Linked DNA regions of Homo sapiens: region 2 is linked to region 1. Evidence: chromatin loops called from intact Hi-C (ENCODE). Cell type or tissue: PC-3. All regions are shown on one strand. Links, peaks and the distances in the headings refer to the core of each region. The heading gives the core; the rest is flanking DNA.

The links. Peaks named below come from ENCODE experiments on the same cell type or tissue, not always from the same donor. Only the 100,000 strongest peaks of a DNase experiment are listed, where the experiment ranks them.
Region 2: it touches region 1 in a loop (2.2-fold over the local background); 15 of 110 quality-filtered maps call a loop at or near these places.

Annotation. Positions count from the first base shown.
Region 1 is chr7:131,184,430-131,192,737 of GRCh38, forward strand. It overlaps a transcript of MKLN1 not described here. Among named protein-coding and RNA genes, the nearest start is that of LINC-PINT, 79 kb to the left of the region's middle. RefSeq lists enhancers at 3,674-4,174, 3,785-4,984, 3,979-4,188, 4,175-4,675, 4,289-4,358 and 2 more. In PC-3, for the core only: no CTCF peak of the experiment used is centred there; a DNase peak (open chromatin) is centred at 4,362; H3K4me3 peaks cover 597 bases; H3K27ac peaks cover 1,771 bases.
Region 2 is chr7:131,231,256-131,239,563 of GRCh38, forward strand. It overlaps a transcript of MKLN1 not described here. Among named protein-coding and RNA genes, the nearest start is that of MKLN1-AS, 92 kb to the right of the region's middle. RefSeq lists enhancers at 132-181, 592-641. In PC-3, for the core only: no CTCF peak of the experiment used is centred there; a DNase peak (open chromatin) is centred at 4,646; H3K27ac peaks cover 1,917 bases.

The sequences.
Region 1 (8,308 bases), core at 3,323-5,822:
CACTGTCTCTCCCTGTCTTTATCTTCCCTGCTGAGTGGCATGTTGCTTGCAAGGCCCCATGGGGACTTCCAAAGCCTTCCATAAATGACTGGCAGTAATACTTTTTTTTTTTGAGATGGAGTTTCGTTCTTGTTGCCCAGGCTGGAGTGCAATGGCGTGGTCTCGGTTTACTGCAACCTCCGCCTCCCGGGTTCAAGCAATTCACCTGACTCAGCCTCCCAAGTAGCTGGGATTACAGGTGCCCGCCACTACATCCAGCTAATCTTTTTGTAATTTTAGTAGAGACAGGGTTTCACCACATTGGCCAGGCTAGTCTCGAACTCCTGACCTCAGGTGATCTGCCCGCCTTGGCCTCCAAAGTGCTGGGATCACAGGCATGAGCCACCATGCCCGGCCAGCAATACTTTTTTAAAGATGCACACACCCAGCCAGGTTCACCAGTATTATGGATGTTTCTGTGTAGTCTTCTCCAAAATGCTAATTTGCTGAAGTGTCCATGGGAATAGGCCAACACGGATGGATCTACTGTATAACTTGCCTGCCATCAGGAAAGAGTCAACACGGCAGACACATGCTGGCAGAAACCCTGCTGGAGTTGCCCCTGAGCATTGATGCATACCACCCGAGAGGAGGAGAGGGTGGTGGGAGAAATCAGATCAGAGTTCAGAATGCACCGTAATGCTCTGTAAATGTAAGACTGCACCTTGCAGGAACTGTCAATGCCACTACCAATATCACTCACTTACATCAAGCACTTGAGAGCAGCTGCGAACACAATTCTCTGACTCCTAACCTTAAGCACGTGACTGGTACCACTGGACAACCTATGTTCTCAAAGATGCATCTTTTAAACTACTTTCCCTAGGGGCCCGGCACGGTGGCTCACACCTGTAATCCCAGCACTTTAGGAGGCCAAGGTGGGCAGATCACCTGAGGTCAGAAGTTCGAGACCAGCCTGACCAACATGGTGAAACCTCGTCTCTACTAAAAATACAAAAAAAAAAAAAATTAGCCAGACACGGTGGCACATGCCTGTAATCCCAGCTACTCGGGAGGCTGAGGCTGGAGAATCGCTTGAACCTGGGAAGCAGTGAGCCGAGATCGCACCACTGCACTCCAGCCTGGGCGACAGAGCAAGATTCCATCTCAAAAAAAAATAAAAAATAAAAAAATTACTTTCCCAGGAGTAGAAATGGATTTATGCTGAGTCACTCAAGCTTTCATTTCATCCAGGGGTTGTGAACATAGATTCTGGAACCAGCTCTGTCACATACTAGCCGTATGACCTTGGGAAAATTACCTAAAAATTCTCCATGCCTTCAATTCCCGTGTGTGAAATGGTGATAATTATACCAGCTACCCCATAAAGTTGTTTTGAGGCTTAGAGATGTAAAGAGCTTAGAACATGGCCTAGCACGTATTTTGTACCATGTAAGTGGTATTTTCATTTGTTCTTCTAATATTAATTTAAAACATCTGTGGGCCGGGGGTGGTGGTGCAGGCCTGTAATCCCAGCACTTTGGGAGGCTGAGGTGGGCAGATCATGAGGTCAAGAGATTGAGACCATCCTGGCCAACATGGTGAAACCCCGTCTTCACTAAAAAAAACAAAAATTAGCTGGGCATAGTGGCACGCGCCTGTAATCCCAGCTATCAGGAGACTGAGACAGGAGAATTCCTTGCACCCGGAAGGTGGAGGTTGCAATGAGCCGAAATCATGTCATTGCACTCCAGCCTGGGTGACAGAATAAGACTCCGTCTCAAAAACAAACAAACAAACAGCCTCTGTTCTGACCAGGTATGGGTGGCTCACGCCAGTAATCCCAGCACTTTGGGAGGCCGAAGTGGGAAGATTGCTTGAGGCCAGGAGTTCAAGACCAGCCTGGGCAACATAGCAAGATACTGTCTCTATACAAAATAATTTTAAAAATGAGCTGGGCATGGTAGCACACGCCTGTAGCCCCAGCTGCTCAGGAGGCCAACGTGGGAGGATTGCTTGAGACCAGGAGATCACGGCTGCAGAGAACCATGATCGTGCCACTGCCCTCTGGGCTGGGAGATAGTTAGATCCTGTGTCAAAAAAAAAAATTAAAACAAAACCTCTGCTCTGGACGCTGCTAGGTGTTGAGAGGTAAAAACAAATAACATGCAGTAGGTTCCCTCAGTGGGCTTACGGTCTGTTTTATTACTTTACTGTCACTGTTTTATTTACTTTGCCTAGCACGCCAGTTGCAAAGTACTCAATAAATGTTTCTGAACGTATGATTGTCTTGTGGAAACAGGCAAGCATACCAATAACTTCAATGAAATGACAGGATGTAACTGTGCCTGGCCCATAGTAAGTGTCTGGTACCATATAAGCATTAGCTATCTTAATTATGAGTTTAGTAGAATAAATGCTGAGATTGAGTGTGCGGGCTGAAGGTTGAGGGTGAGGAGGTAGAAGTGCACTCAGGGAAGTCTTCCAAGAGGCAGTATCATTGAGCTTAGTTTTGATCAGCGTGTAGGCGTTAGCCAGTAAGAGAAGAGGGCTAAGTGTGTTCCAGGCAGAAGGAACATTGTGTGCAGAGTTAGAGAGGCGTGAAATAGCACAATACATTCAGGGAACTCCGAGTAGGCAAGAAGGACTGGAGCGCCATCCTTATTGTGACATCCAGCATGCATTTGTTAAATGAGTGTTTGAGATTAGAAGCTGTGGGATGAAACAAAACAAATGAGACATTGCTTGTGTTATTCTGGCCTTCAGCATTGAACTAAATAAGCAGTCATGGACGAAGTGGCCAGAGGATTTGTTCAGTGTCATACTTGCTCTGGTACAAATGCTATATACTTTCCTACCGCACAGTCAGCCTCTTCTTGTCCTCTGCTAGAGGAAGTAAATTCACTTCATTTGTCTTTTTTTTTTTTTCCAAAACAACTGAGATAAATTACAATAAAGTTGAGGAGACTGTAGTGTAGGTGAAGATGTTTTTGCATAGTAACGTATTGCTCTAGAGCAGAGGTCAGCAAACTATGGCCTGAGGGCCAAATCTGATCCACCGCCTGTTTCTGTAATTAAGTTTTACTGGAATACAGCCATGCTCATTTGTATACAGGTTGTCTATGGCTGCTTTAGTGCTATAACAGCAGAGTTAGGTAGTTATGACAGAGACTATACAGCCTGCAAAGCTTAAAATATTTACTGGCTGGCCCTTTACAGAAAGTGTTTGCCAATCCTAGGCCAGGTGCGGTGACTCATGCCTGTAACCTCAGCACTTTGGGACGCTGAGATGGAAGGATCACTTGAGTCCAGGATTTCGAGACCAGAGTCCAGGAGTTTGAGGCCACTCTGACTGACATGGCGAAACCCCGTCTCTACTAAAGGTACACACAAAAAAACTAGCCAGGCATGGTGGCGCATGCCTGTAGTCCCAGCTACTTGGGAGGCTGAGGCAGGAAAATTGCTTGAACCCAGGAGGTGGAGGTTGCAGTGAGCTGAGATTGTGCCACTGTACCCCAGCCTGGGTGACAGAGTGAGACTCTGTCTCAAAAAAAAGAAAAAGAAAGTGAGTGTTTGCCAGTCCTCACTCTAGATTCTTCTCTTCTAATCTGATAAATAACAACCACCTAAATATTTAAAACAAGGTATTGGGTTGGTTCAGAGTCAATGTGGTAAACAATAGGTTATCGAATTTTAAAAATTCACCATTAAGGAGAGAGAAGATTGCACATACGTTACCCATAAAGTGTGTGATAAACATGAATAAATAAATAAACATAGTTTCTACGATTGGCTTTTGAATTTGGCTCTGAGCTTCCTAGCCATGGGGGGCGTTGGGGGGAAGAAGATAATTGATCACCTGTATTAGTTACCTGTTACTTCATAACAAACCATCTTAAAATTGCATGGCATATAACAGCTACCATTTACTATTTCTCGAGTCTGTGAATTGGCTGAGAGGTTCTGCTGATCTGGGCTGGGCCCAGCTGACCACAGTGGGCTTGCTCACACATTTGTGATCAGCTGGTATGTTCGCTTGGAGCTGGCTGGTCTAAAATGGCTTCAGCTGGAGTGGCTCATCTTGACTCCACAGGATGTCTCATCCTCCAGCCGGCTAGCCTGGACTTGTTCGCATAGCCCTGGCAGGTTTCAGAGGAGAGCCGAAGCACACACTTGAGGCTTAGGCTTGGAACTGGAACACCATTATTTCAATTACATTCTAGTGGCCAAAGCCAGCCAAAAGGCAGGCCCAGACTCAAGGAATGTAGAAACAGACTCCAGCTCTTGATGGGAGGAGCTGCAAAGTCACATTGCAAGGGGCAGGGAAACAGGAGGGACAGAATTGAGGCCATGTTTGAAATCACAAACAATCAATCATCATCTAAAACAGCGTGTATTCCAACCACAAAATTTTAAAAGTCATCTCTGTGGTCTAAAGCGGAAAGAACGAGTCATCATACATCAGTCTATTCAGCCCCACCCACAGATATGAATCATCAGTGTCTTCAGCTAAGAGGACCACTATCTTCTAGCTAATGACAAATACAGAGGAGGGGTGGAAAGAAGTCTGTTGGAAATGTGTACATATCACATGAGACCCAGACCCATATTCAAATACCACTTGATGAATTTCACCAGGGAATCAGACTCAGTTTTAATGGGTTAAAGGGATACGGAAAATCATTGTCACAGATGTAAGCAATAACTCAACTAAACATCAGCTTTTGAGGCTCAACCCTAAACAGACCTACAATATTCTGGCTGATTCCCATTTGCCTCCACTTTTATCATTGGGTGGTGGTAAAATTGGTCACTGTATTCAAAGATCATATCACTACCTATGGATATGGATGTGATTGAAATGACAGACAGGGGAGAATTTTTTTTAACTTACTAGCCATGTAATGATTTTTTAAAATTTATTGCTAGAAAATCTTCACTATTACCAAACTTGCCTCAATAAATGATGTTACGTATAAATAGCAACAGCGATGTCAGAAGACCTCCTTAGCATTTCTTTTCCTGGTATGATATGGCTGTCTGTAAGAAGAGAGTAAACATAGATAGCTCTTGCTTCTTACGGTATTTCAGAATCCCCCTAGAAGTTTTTTATATTAAAAAACAAACAAAAAAAAAAACACAAAACTCCCAAACCACCCAGACAAACCCACCCAGCCTAGGTATGAGAATGTTCTTTCAGGCCTAGAGCCAGTCAGGGTCCTTAGCTTTGTTTGCAAGATGCCAGTGCCTTTATACTCAGACTTCGTGGAGCTGCCACCATACTTCTGTAGTAATAGCAGTAGTGAGTGGGGAGGTACATGACAGAATTTAGAGAACTATTAGACGCCCGTTGACTCAGACATCAGGACCACCTGTGAATGGAAATATCTTTCAACTTAGATATAATAAAAAGGAACGGAGCTGTTGATGTTATTGAGGAGGTGGAAACAAAACCTTCAGGATGCTTGAAGATAACTGGTTTATAGGAGGGCTGGGGGCAATAGGGCTGTCTTAGGAAGAACAAATGATGCTTCCAAAATTTGAGTGCAGAAAATCAGAAGTTAACCTTGGGTGGGTCACAAGGTTAAATGTAATGAAGGCTAAGTGTGACAAGGTTAAATGACATAACATATATAAAATACCTGGTGGGTTACTTAGAAGAGTACACCTCAAAAATGTTGGTTCCCTCCATCTCTCTGGATCCCCCACCCCCTTAAGGATTTCTTAAAAAACGAAAAACCTGCCAGCCAGCTGCCACTGGAAAGATGTCAAGTAGGATAAGCTGCTGATAGGTGGTAACAACAAAATCCACATCCAGGTGGATGGAGCAGGGGGATGTCACCTCTCCTGCCCCTCCCCTAATTACAAGTTGGAGGCAGCATAAAGACATTCCTTCCTTCCTGCAGAGGAAGTATGTGTTTTCTCTCAGACCTACCTTGGCATTCCTTGATGTCTTAGAGAAGCAGATGACCCCGGCTGAGCAAGACAGTCAGCAGAACAGCAGCCCTCGATGCTGCAATTGGAAATTTCCATTCTTTGCTTGCAGCTCTGAAAAAAAAAAAAAAATCTAAAGAGCCCAGTAGCTGGGAAATTTCCATGATGGAAAATTTTAACATATTCTTTAGCTCTAAACTATGCAGGTTTATAGAGACTATTTTTTTTTCTTTTGGTAATTTTCTTCTTTAACAATAATTTATGATCATTGTAACACTACAGCTGTGGGAATAAGGAGAACAAAATGAGTTGGAGGGGAATGGGTATGGTTCAGGCTAGTGGGAGGCTGTGCTATCTACTTGTGTGACCACCCAAATAATAGAAATGCAGATTGCTATAAGACCCACTGGTTGGGAATTCATCCAAAATAGAGATAGCTTGCCCTGGAGCGCTGCAGAGAAATCTGTGTAGAGACTGGTAGTGGAAAATGGATGGATAACAACTTCAGACCAGGACATGGGGAGTTCTGTTGCTGGAAAAAGCAACTCAGGCAGGTCTGTTAGACCACTGCTATTTAATCCTAAAACTGCATACAAATCACCTGGGAACCTTGTTGAGCTACAGATTCTGATTCAATAGCCCTGGAGTGAGGACCGAGACTCTCTGCTCCCAGGTGACGCTGATGCTGCCCTTCTGAGGACCACGCTGTGACTAGCTAGGCCATAGATAGCAGGTCTTCATCAGTATAAGGTCAGCTCGCCTTGGGTAGCAAAACACTGCCTAAGGGCAGCTGGAGGTGAGCCCCCGTGGGGTTGTTTGCTCAGATTACAAAGCTAAGGTCTAAAAGTAGAACTGGATGTTTTCTGGAGAGATGCTCCACGCAAGTCTGGATAAAGTGGATCTCTTGAGATGTGGGAATGCAAGCAGTTGCCAGAAGGCTGCTTACTCCAGCAGATTCAAGTTGGGGGCTTCTAGAAATCAATGCCTTTCCAGAGAAACTCTTGCATCAAGCCGGCGAAGATTCCTAAGTTGGTCCTGATTTCTGAGTGATTCTCCAGTGTTGTGGTGTGTGAGTGAAACACCAATGAACCAGCTCCAAATATTGAGGGAAGACTGTTGGTCAGGATGATGTGAAGGAGAGAAGGAGTACAGAGAATAAATTACTTCCACCCTAGCTAGAATAGCTGCCTCATTTTTATTGAGATAAAATAAAAAGGAAATTGAAGAATTTTCCATTTACTTAACAGTTATCTTGCCTTCGTGTTACCAATTTTACAAGGAGAGAGAAAGATAAAAATCTGTGGCATCTTCATTTCAGGGTGTTACCTCCAATTGGTCTGTAATGTATCTGCTGTATATATTTCCTTTTTTTTCCTTTTTTTTTTTTTTGAGACAGAGTCTCGCTGTATCTCCCAGGCTGGAGTGCAGTGGTGCAATCTCGGCTCACTGCAACCTCCGCCTCCCAGCTTCAAGCAATTCTCATGCCTCAGCCTCTCAAGTAGCTGGGACTACAGGCAGCTGCCACCATGCCTGACTATTTTTTTTTTTTTGTATTGTAGTAGAGATGGGTTTTCACCATGTTGCCCAGGGTGGTCTTGAACTCCTAAGCTCAGGCAATCTGCCTGCCTCGGCCTCTCAAAGTGCTAGGATTATAGGTATGAGCCACCGCGCCCAGCCTGCTGTGTGTGTATGTGTGTGTGTATATGTATACATGTATATATATATTATATATATACATATATATTATATATATATGTATATATATATTATATATATACGTATATATATAAAAATATATATACGTATATATACATATATACTTATGTATAATATATAAAAATATATAAAATATAATATATACAATATATAAATATATAAAATATATACAATATATAAATATATAAAATATAATATATACAATATATAAATATATAAAATATATAATATATACAATATATAAATATATAAAATATAATATATACAATATATAAATATATAAAATATAATATATACAATATATAAATATATAAAATATAATATATACAATATATAAATATATAAAATATATAATATATACAATATATAAATATATAAAATATATACAATATATAAATATATAAAATATATAAATATACAATATATAAATATATATAATATATACACATATAAATATAAATATTTACATATATATAAATATATATATTATATATATTTTTTGAGATGGAGTCTCACCCTGTCGCCCAGGCTGGAGTGCAATGGCACGATCTTAGCTCACTGCAACCTCCACCTCCAGGTTTCAAACAATTCTCCTGCCTCAGCCTCCTGAGTAGCTGGGACTACAGGCACCCACCACCACGCCCTGCTAATTTTTGTATTTTTAGTACAGATGGGGTTT
Region 2 (8,308 bases), core at 3,194-5,693, 47 kb after region 1:
AGTTGATACTTAGGAACTGAGTCTTAACCTATCAGTACATGGCTGTCAAAAGATAGTTGGGACAAAGCACTTCAGGTACAACCCCAATTCTCGTTTCTTCCCCCTGTGTATCACTACATGCAGCCTGAAGCACTTGGCTCCATCGTCTTGAACCTGTACAGCTGTCTTCCCCTTGGTCCAGGTGACGTAAGGGCTTCCTTGGAAGCAGCAGCATTTATTAGTGCTGGTTCCAATCAGAGAACTGACATTAGAACTCTACTGTTGCTCTTGTGGCCAGGGCCAGGAAACAGCTGGAGTGGTTTGAACTCTCTGCAGGAGGATGGATGCGTTGAGGCTGGGCATGTGTGCATGCTCGTGCGTGCAGATCTGCGTCTGTGTGTCTATGAGTCTGAGTGTGTGTAGGTGTGTGTCCATTTGGATGGGTGGCTAGATGTTTATATGTAGGTGTTGCCACCAAAAACAAAAGTAGATATTCAGAAAACAAAGTGACAGCTCAAAACCTCAGACAAGCTGAAAGACTGCTCAGAGAAGGGGGAGGTTGAAACAACTTCAACCAAAACAAAATGAAACAGAGAAGGAAGTTGCATCAGAAGAGGAAGAATGCCAATGTCATGCTGAAGAACCACAAATGTCGCAAAATAAAAATAAAACGTGTGATTCTTATTTTACCTAGCCAAATATTATTACAATATTTTCTCCTTTAGAGTGTTAAAAATTACTGAAATTATAATATTTAGTTCAGCGAACATGAAGGACACAGAAAAACACAAACAAAAAATTCATTCCTATAATTTTTTAATGTTATATACATCATATTTTATTTATTTGGATCAGTGATTGATTTTAACTTTGCTTCCTACCTCCATATAAAAATTTTTCTCCAGCATTTAAAAAATATTAAAAACACGTTCTGAAATTGACTTATTGAAGAACATGTAAAAGGTCTCATTATTAGCACAAATTGAGAAATTATAATAAAGATACTCTAATAGCGAAGTGATTAAAGATGTCAGAACAAAAAATTATAGATCCCAGTGATGTTATTAAGTTTTTTCATTTCAGTTCATGTAGAAATGTTAGCTCCTTTGCCACAAAGAAATAAAAGAGTAGTTTTCCTTTTGATTAGATTCTTGTAACTACACACATGAAAAATTTATAGGATTGGTTTAGGTGAGGGGGTTTTATATATATAAACTGTTAATATAACATTGGAATAAGCTTGGCAACCAGGTCTCAGAGAAGTCTTTTGAATCTATTACTTTATAATTATAGTGATATTGATTGGCTTTCCATCACCTTCCTAGAATTATAATGACATCCAATGATTAACTGATTTGCCAATCTCGCAAATAGTTAAAAGAATATTGAGTTTTTGGCAGTGAACTAGGGAAGTTTGTGTGCTTTTTGTTAAAATGAAAAACTGTACTCCTCAATTGAATACATTTTTAGTACATACACGAGTTTACCAGCAAAGATAACTAGAGAGTGAGCTTGGTGTGCACACAGTGAAAGGAGCTTGGGAGGTTGAGATTGAAGTGAGCTACGATGCCACTGCACTCCAGCCTGGGTGACAGAGGGAGACCCCATCTCCAAAAAATAAATAAATAAATAAAAATAATTAATAATTAGGAAGAGAAAAGCACTGATCATGAGGAAAGGCAACCACTGAGTATGATGCTCACTTTATGTGCTTAAAGCGGGGACTCAGCAAATAATTGTGGAAGGAGGGAATGAGTGAAATGAGTGCATAAATAATAAGTACAAAGAAAGTGGCGTAAGTGTTTAATTCAAAACGAAGTTTAGACCGGGCATGGTGGCTCTTGCCTGTAATCTCAGCACTTTGGGAGGCCGAGGAGGAAGGATTGTTTGAGCCCACGAGTTCGAGACCAGCCTGAGCAACATAGCGAGATTCTGTCTTGGCAAAAAACAAACAAACAAAAAAACAAAGCAAAACCCAAAAATGAAATTATTAGCCGGGCAAGATAGTATGTGCCTGTGGTCCTAGCTATTCGGGAGGCTGAGGTGGGAGATCCCTTGAGCTCAGGAGATTGAGATTGTAGTGATCTACGATGCCACTGCACTCCAGCCTGGGTGACAGAAGGAGACCCTGTCTCCAAAAAATAAATAAATAAATAAATAAATAAATAAATAAAAATAAAGTTTATATTTTGCGTCATGACAGGGTTATAACATATTTTCCCTATGATGCTGTCTTGGTGATACATAAGTTGTATACTTTTCAGAAGTTGTGAGGCCCTTAAAGAAAACATCTACCAAATTAGTCTGGGGAAGAAATGAAAATCTATGCAAAACAAAGTTTTTAGATATTTTAAAAATATTTTACAAGACTAAATTCATTGTTACTTTAGGAACATAAAAATATATGAGGTATAAAATGGTTTACTCGTAGAATTATTAAATATTTAAAATTATAATTTATTCAAATAATATGAATGTACTAATTGAGACTTTTAAAAATCTTTAAAACTAATTACCAGTGGGGCTATGACCTACTGGACTTTAAGACATCAAATATCCTTTAGCTTCTGCCAACTGAGAAGAAAAACAACAAAAAGAGGAGAAGCCACAAACATCATAGTAAAAACACATACCAGAGTTATGTTTTTTCTAGATCTTCCATAAGGCATTTATTTTCAGAAAGGGTATAGGAAGAAGCATTTTTTTAAATAAAAAAGAAAGCATTTTTCTTTCCTTTTCTTTTTATTTTATTTTATTTTTTTGAGATGAAGTCTTGCTCTTGTCCCCCAGGCTAGAGTGCAAAGGCATGATCTTGGCTCACTGCAACCTCCACTTCCCGGGTTCAAGCGATTCTCCTGCCTCAGCCTCCCGAGTAGCTGGGATTACAGGCACCTGCCACCACGCCCGGCTAATTTTTGTATTTTTAGTAGAGACGGGGTTTCACCATGTTGGCCAGGCTGGTCTTGAACTCCTGACCTCAGGTGATCCGCCTGCCTCGGCCTCCCAAAGTGCTGGGATTACAGGTGTGAGACACCACGCCCGGCCTTTATTTTCAAAAAATAGTCTAAGAGAGTGGATAGGGGAAGAAGAAGAAAATTAACTAAATTCATTAGTTGTAACTTTTTCTCAAGCATTCACATTTCTGTTTAACGTGTGAATGTCCCCAAATATGCCAGTTTCCCTGCTTCCTAGGCTTCCAGTCTCCAGGGGTTCTTCAGCTGCACTAATTTCCTGACTCAGAATTGCCAGGGGTCTCAAGTACACTCCAGAGGACTCGTGTAAACTGGCTAGGCCAGCTTGTGTTCTGGGAAGCCTGTCTTTTCTGGTGGTGTTCCCAAGAAATAGGAAAGAGAAAAAATGATGTGTGGACTTAGGGATGATGTGTGATACTGAGTTTTGCTTTACATTTTAACTCTCCAGCTCTTTCCTTCAATGAATGGCAAGCCATTCTCAATTCCAGCTCTTCTGTACTGAAGAATTTAGCATCACTTTCCCTGGAGATCCAAGGAACTTTGCTTTTTGCCCAAAATACCTCTCTCTCCCAAAGCAATTTCCCCTCCTCAGAGAAATGCTGTCGTGTCAGGCTGCACTGCCCTTGAACCAGACAACTTTCTCTGCTTGTCTTTATCTGTCTAAATAAAGCTAACCTACATTTGCTGTCTAATTCATTCGGATGCTTGCTGATGCTATTTAAAGCATCCCGCAAGGCCCAGTGGAAAACAAGATGCATTATCTCCAGTAGGGAACCTTTAGGTTTGCTCATCGTTTAAGGAACTCAAGAATCTAAAGAATCCATTCAGTCTTCCCTGGTTCGGACATGAAGAACACGGGGCTCTTCACATATATATTTTTTTTATTCCAGGCAGTCTTCTTTGACTTATAGGTGGCTGGGATCAGTTGATACAAAAAGACGTAGCTAGAAAGTCAATCTCAATCATTCTCTCTCTTTCACTCTATCTCTGTCTCTCCCTCTATCTCTCTATCTCTTTCTCTCTGTGTCTCTCTCTCTGTCTTTGTGTGTGTGGGTGAGTGAGCCTGAAGACAAGAAGACACACACACACTGTGTGTGTGTGTGTATGTGAGAGAGAGAGGGAGAGAGAGAGAGAGAGAGCATCTTCAGACTTCATGAAATTCAACTTTTCTGAAGATTAATTTCTCAGCAGAATGTATGTTTCATTCTGGGCTCTGATGATTGTTAGTCCACTGTGAATTGCCTCACAAGAAACAAATTTAAAAGTTCAAAAGCGGCTGTCACCTTCGTGAACAGACTTCTGGTGAGTTTTTGGCTTGTTTCCATCACACTCTCTTCAGCCTCCATATGACGATTTGTTACAGAATCCTGGTACTTCTACATTCCGGAAAGGAAAAGGAAATTCTCCAGGCGTAGGAGCAAAATCTCGGGGATGTAAATAGGACTTCACTGTGAACTTATATATGACTGGGGAAATCTGTTGTATCTTTTTTCAGTTCCGGTATTTCTGTTGGCCTGTCGGCTTGCTTAGTGGGAGGGAGAGAGAGCTGGTACAATGGGATTGTTTTAACCATTGGTGCCCCGCTGCTACCTTAGGCACATACTTATTATCAGCATCCATTTGTTCAGCTACAATTCTATGACGTCCATTGCAGTGAGTGAGTCAGAAGCCACAAGCTAACAGGTCTATTCCTTCCCACCGTCACCTTGGAAACCAATGCATCATCCACAGGAAATGCAGGCCCCGATGGGGAGTGTGCCCAGATCGAGTTATAAAGCTGGCAATCAGTTTTTCAAAGGAAGTCAAATAATAATTTGTAGAATCTTAGTCTAGGGTGAGAGGTGGATCCAGCCTCTTGGGTATGGATTGAGGGCTGTCAGGCAGAAATATCACGAGAAATTAATCAGTTAAAATGTAAGTAGTAAGTAAAATGTAAGCAGTAAGATGTCTGCTTGATAAGAATTTGACCAAAGGCAAGAAATATAGAGATATGATTTGATTTCTCTAGCAAATAGCATTTATTTGCCCAATAGCTGAGGGTCTTTTTTGGTATGGTTGTACAGTGTGTGAAATGAGATAAGGAAATTGACAACACACAAAACAAAGCTTTCTGCTGAATGAAATGTATGTCCCCTTTCTCGTGGTCACTATCCCCGCTAAAAAAGTGATGGAGGCCAGGCACGGTGGCTCACGCCTGTAATCTCAGCACTTTGGAAGGCCAAGGTAGGCAGATCACTCGAGGTCAGGTGTTTGAGACCAACCTGTCCAACATGGTGAAACCCCGACTCTACTAAAAATACAAAAATTAGCTGGGCATGGAGGTGCCCACCTGTAGTCCTAGCTAATAGGGAGGCTGAGTGGGGAGGATCACTTGAACTCAGGAAATGGAGGTTGCAGTAAGCTGAGATTGCACCACTGAACTCTAGCCTGGGTAACAGAGTGAGATTCCATCTCAAAAAAAAATTTTAAAAAAAGTAGTGATGGAGAGGGCCGGGTGTGATGGTGCAGTGGCTCATACTTGTAATTCCAGTGCTTTGGGAGGCATAGGTGGGAGGATCACTTGAGGCCAGGAGTTTAAGACCAGCTTGGGCAACATAGCAAGTCCCTGTCTCTACATAAAATATTTAAGAATTAGCTGGGCATGCTGGTGCACTCCTGTAGTCCCAGCTACTCAGGAGGCCTAGATGGGAGGATAACTTGAGCCCAGCAGTTCAAGGCTGCAGTGAGCTATGATTGCACACCATTGCACTCTAGCCCGGGTGACAGAGCGAGACTCTGTCTCTAAAAAAGAAAAGACAAAAAAAATGATGGAGAAAACCACAGTCTGGTTCCCCCCAAGCTCTCACTGATTTTTTGTTTGTTTGCTTATTTTTTGCCTATGCCTGATTTTCTCTTTTCTTGATGACTGAGTATGGTATAATCCATACACTGGCCTTAGTGTATATATGCAATTTATCACACAATGTCCAGATACCTGTGGATACAAGTGTAGTACAGCTGAGAAAAATTACCTGTACAGTTTCATGTTGTTTGATGAGTTTAACGTTTCCAGGCGGATTTACATTCCCATACTCCTATGAGTGAGAGATTTTACATCAAAGTACAACGTGAAGTCTCCCAGAACTTCCTGCTTTAGACTTAAAGCATGTTAGAAGGCAGAAAAAAGATCTGAAAAATCACCTGGTCCAACTACCTCATTTTTCACACAGGAAATGATTCCCAGAAAGGTGGAATGACTTGTCTAAGGTGACATAGTAGATATTAGGATGTACGTTAGAGCCAGAGGAAAGGAGATAGAAGAGATAGGAAGTTTGATCACAAGCTCTAAATTAGTCAACAGGTGATATGGCCACCTCAGAGACAATAAAAATATTAGGCTGTATAATCGAAGTATGCAGTCCTGACTAAGTGGGGCAATTGGTCCATCAAGGGCTGGTCAGTGTGTGCCACGTTTATGATATGATGTTCTGTTCTGAGTACCCATTGAGTAGGAAGCAATGATAGACCTGGGTGTGCCCAGAAGCAGGTAAAGATGGAGATAAGAGTTCTGGTAACTACAAGCTAAGAAAAATAATTGACACATGTTGACTATTCAGCCTGGAGACCAAGGGATTTGTCATGGAAGGGATGGGAGTATCATCAAAAATAACTAAAGGGTGGCTGGGTGTGGTAGCTCAGATCTATAATTTCAGCACTTTGGGAGGCCGAGGCAGGTGGATCACCTGAGGTCAGGAGTTCGACACCAGCCTGGTCAACATGGCAAAACCCTGTCTCTACTAAAAGTACAAAAATTATCTGGGCATGGTGGTGGGTGCCTATAATTCCAGCTACTTGGGAGGCTGAGGCACGAGAATCACTTGAACCCAGGAGGCGGAGGTTGCAGTGAGCTGAGATCATGCCACTGCACTCCAGCCTGGGCGACAGAGTGAGACCCTGTCTCAAAAAAAACAAGCAAAAAGCTAAAGGGCTATCTTGAAGAAGGCTCAGACTCATCTTGTGTGCCTGCAAAGGGCAGTCCTAAATTGGTACTAGATAAAGGATGATGGATATTAGCTTCATATAAGTAATGTTCTAATAATTCAAGCTGATTGAAGTATATTACAGTGACTGATATAGTAGTGAATTAATTCTTTGCCTCAGGAGGTGTTCATGTCTTCATTCACCCCGAAACATTTATTGAGCTGTTGCATTATACCAGTCTTGCTAGACACTAAAGACACAATGATGACTAACATGGCCACTTCCTGCAAAGAGTTCAGAAGTCCATTGGAGGTCATGAGATCACTTATTTGCAGAGACAGGATGACCAGTAATGTAGAATGCCAAGGAAGAGAAGCAGGCACTGGAAAGAAAGAAGTCTGGACTACAGGGACTCTGAGGTTGCTGTCTGTGTTAATGAAGGGAACACTAGCTGCTGTAATAATCAAACCTAAAAAATGTCTTATGGCTGAAGCCTGAAAGAAAGTTTATTTCACACTTATCTGACATTCACCATGGGTGTGGTAATAGTGGCTGATAGTGGTGGTTCTCTTCCAAGTGGTAATTCAAGGAACTAGGCCACTTCTATCTTGTGATTCTCCCACCTTCACGTCTTCAACATGTGGCACTGACAGGCAATGACATCCTGCTAACAGACAGGGAGAGAACATGGAGGATTGTGTGGGGAGGTTTTTATGGGCTGGACCTTAGAACAGAGAAGTGGTGCACATAAACTCTGTTCACATTCTATCCACTAGAATTTAGTTGCATGGCCACCATCTAGCTGCAAGGGAGGCTTAGAATTTAGTTGAGCTGTTTTCCTAGCAAAAAGAAGAACCAGGTTTTGACGTATCACTAGCAAATCTTCTACCACACTCTCCAACTCTGAGATTCTATGATTATGGTGGCAGAACCAAGACAGGAATTTTTAAGGGGTGCTGGGGAGGGTGGCAGGGTACTCCATTTATTTATTTTTAAAACTTTTTATTTCATTTATTTATATTCATAATTGACTAATAAAAATCATATATATTTGTGGTGTACAATATGATGTTTTAATATATGCATACATTGTGGAATGGCTAAATCAAGCTAATTTACGTATTATGTGTTACCTCATATGCTTATCTTTTTCTTTTTTTTTTTCAGACAGGGTCTCACTCTGTCACCCAGGCTGGAGTGTACTGACACGATCATAGCTCATATCTCACTGCAGCCTCAAACTCCTGGGCTCAAGTGATCCTTCCACCTCAGCCTCCCAAGTAGCTAGGGCTATAGGTACATGCCACACCCAGCTGATTTTTAAATTTTTTATAGAGACAGGGGTCTTGCTAGGTTGCCCAGACTGATCTCAAACTCATGACCTTAAGCTATCTTCC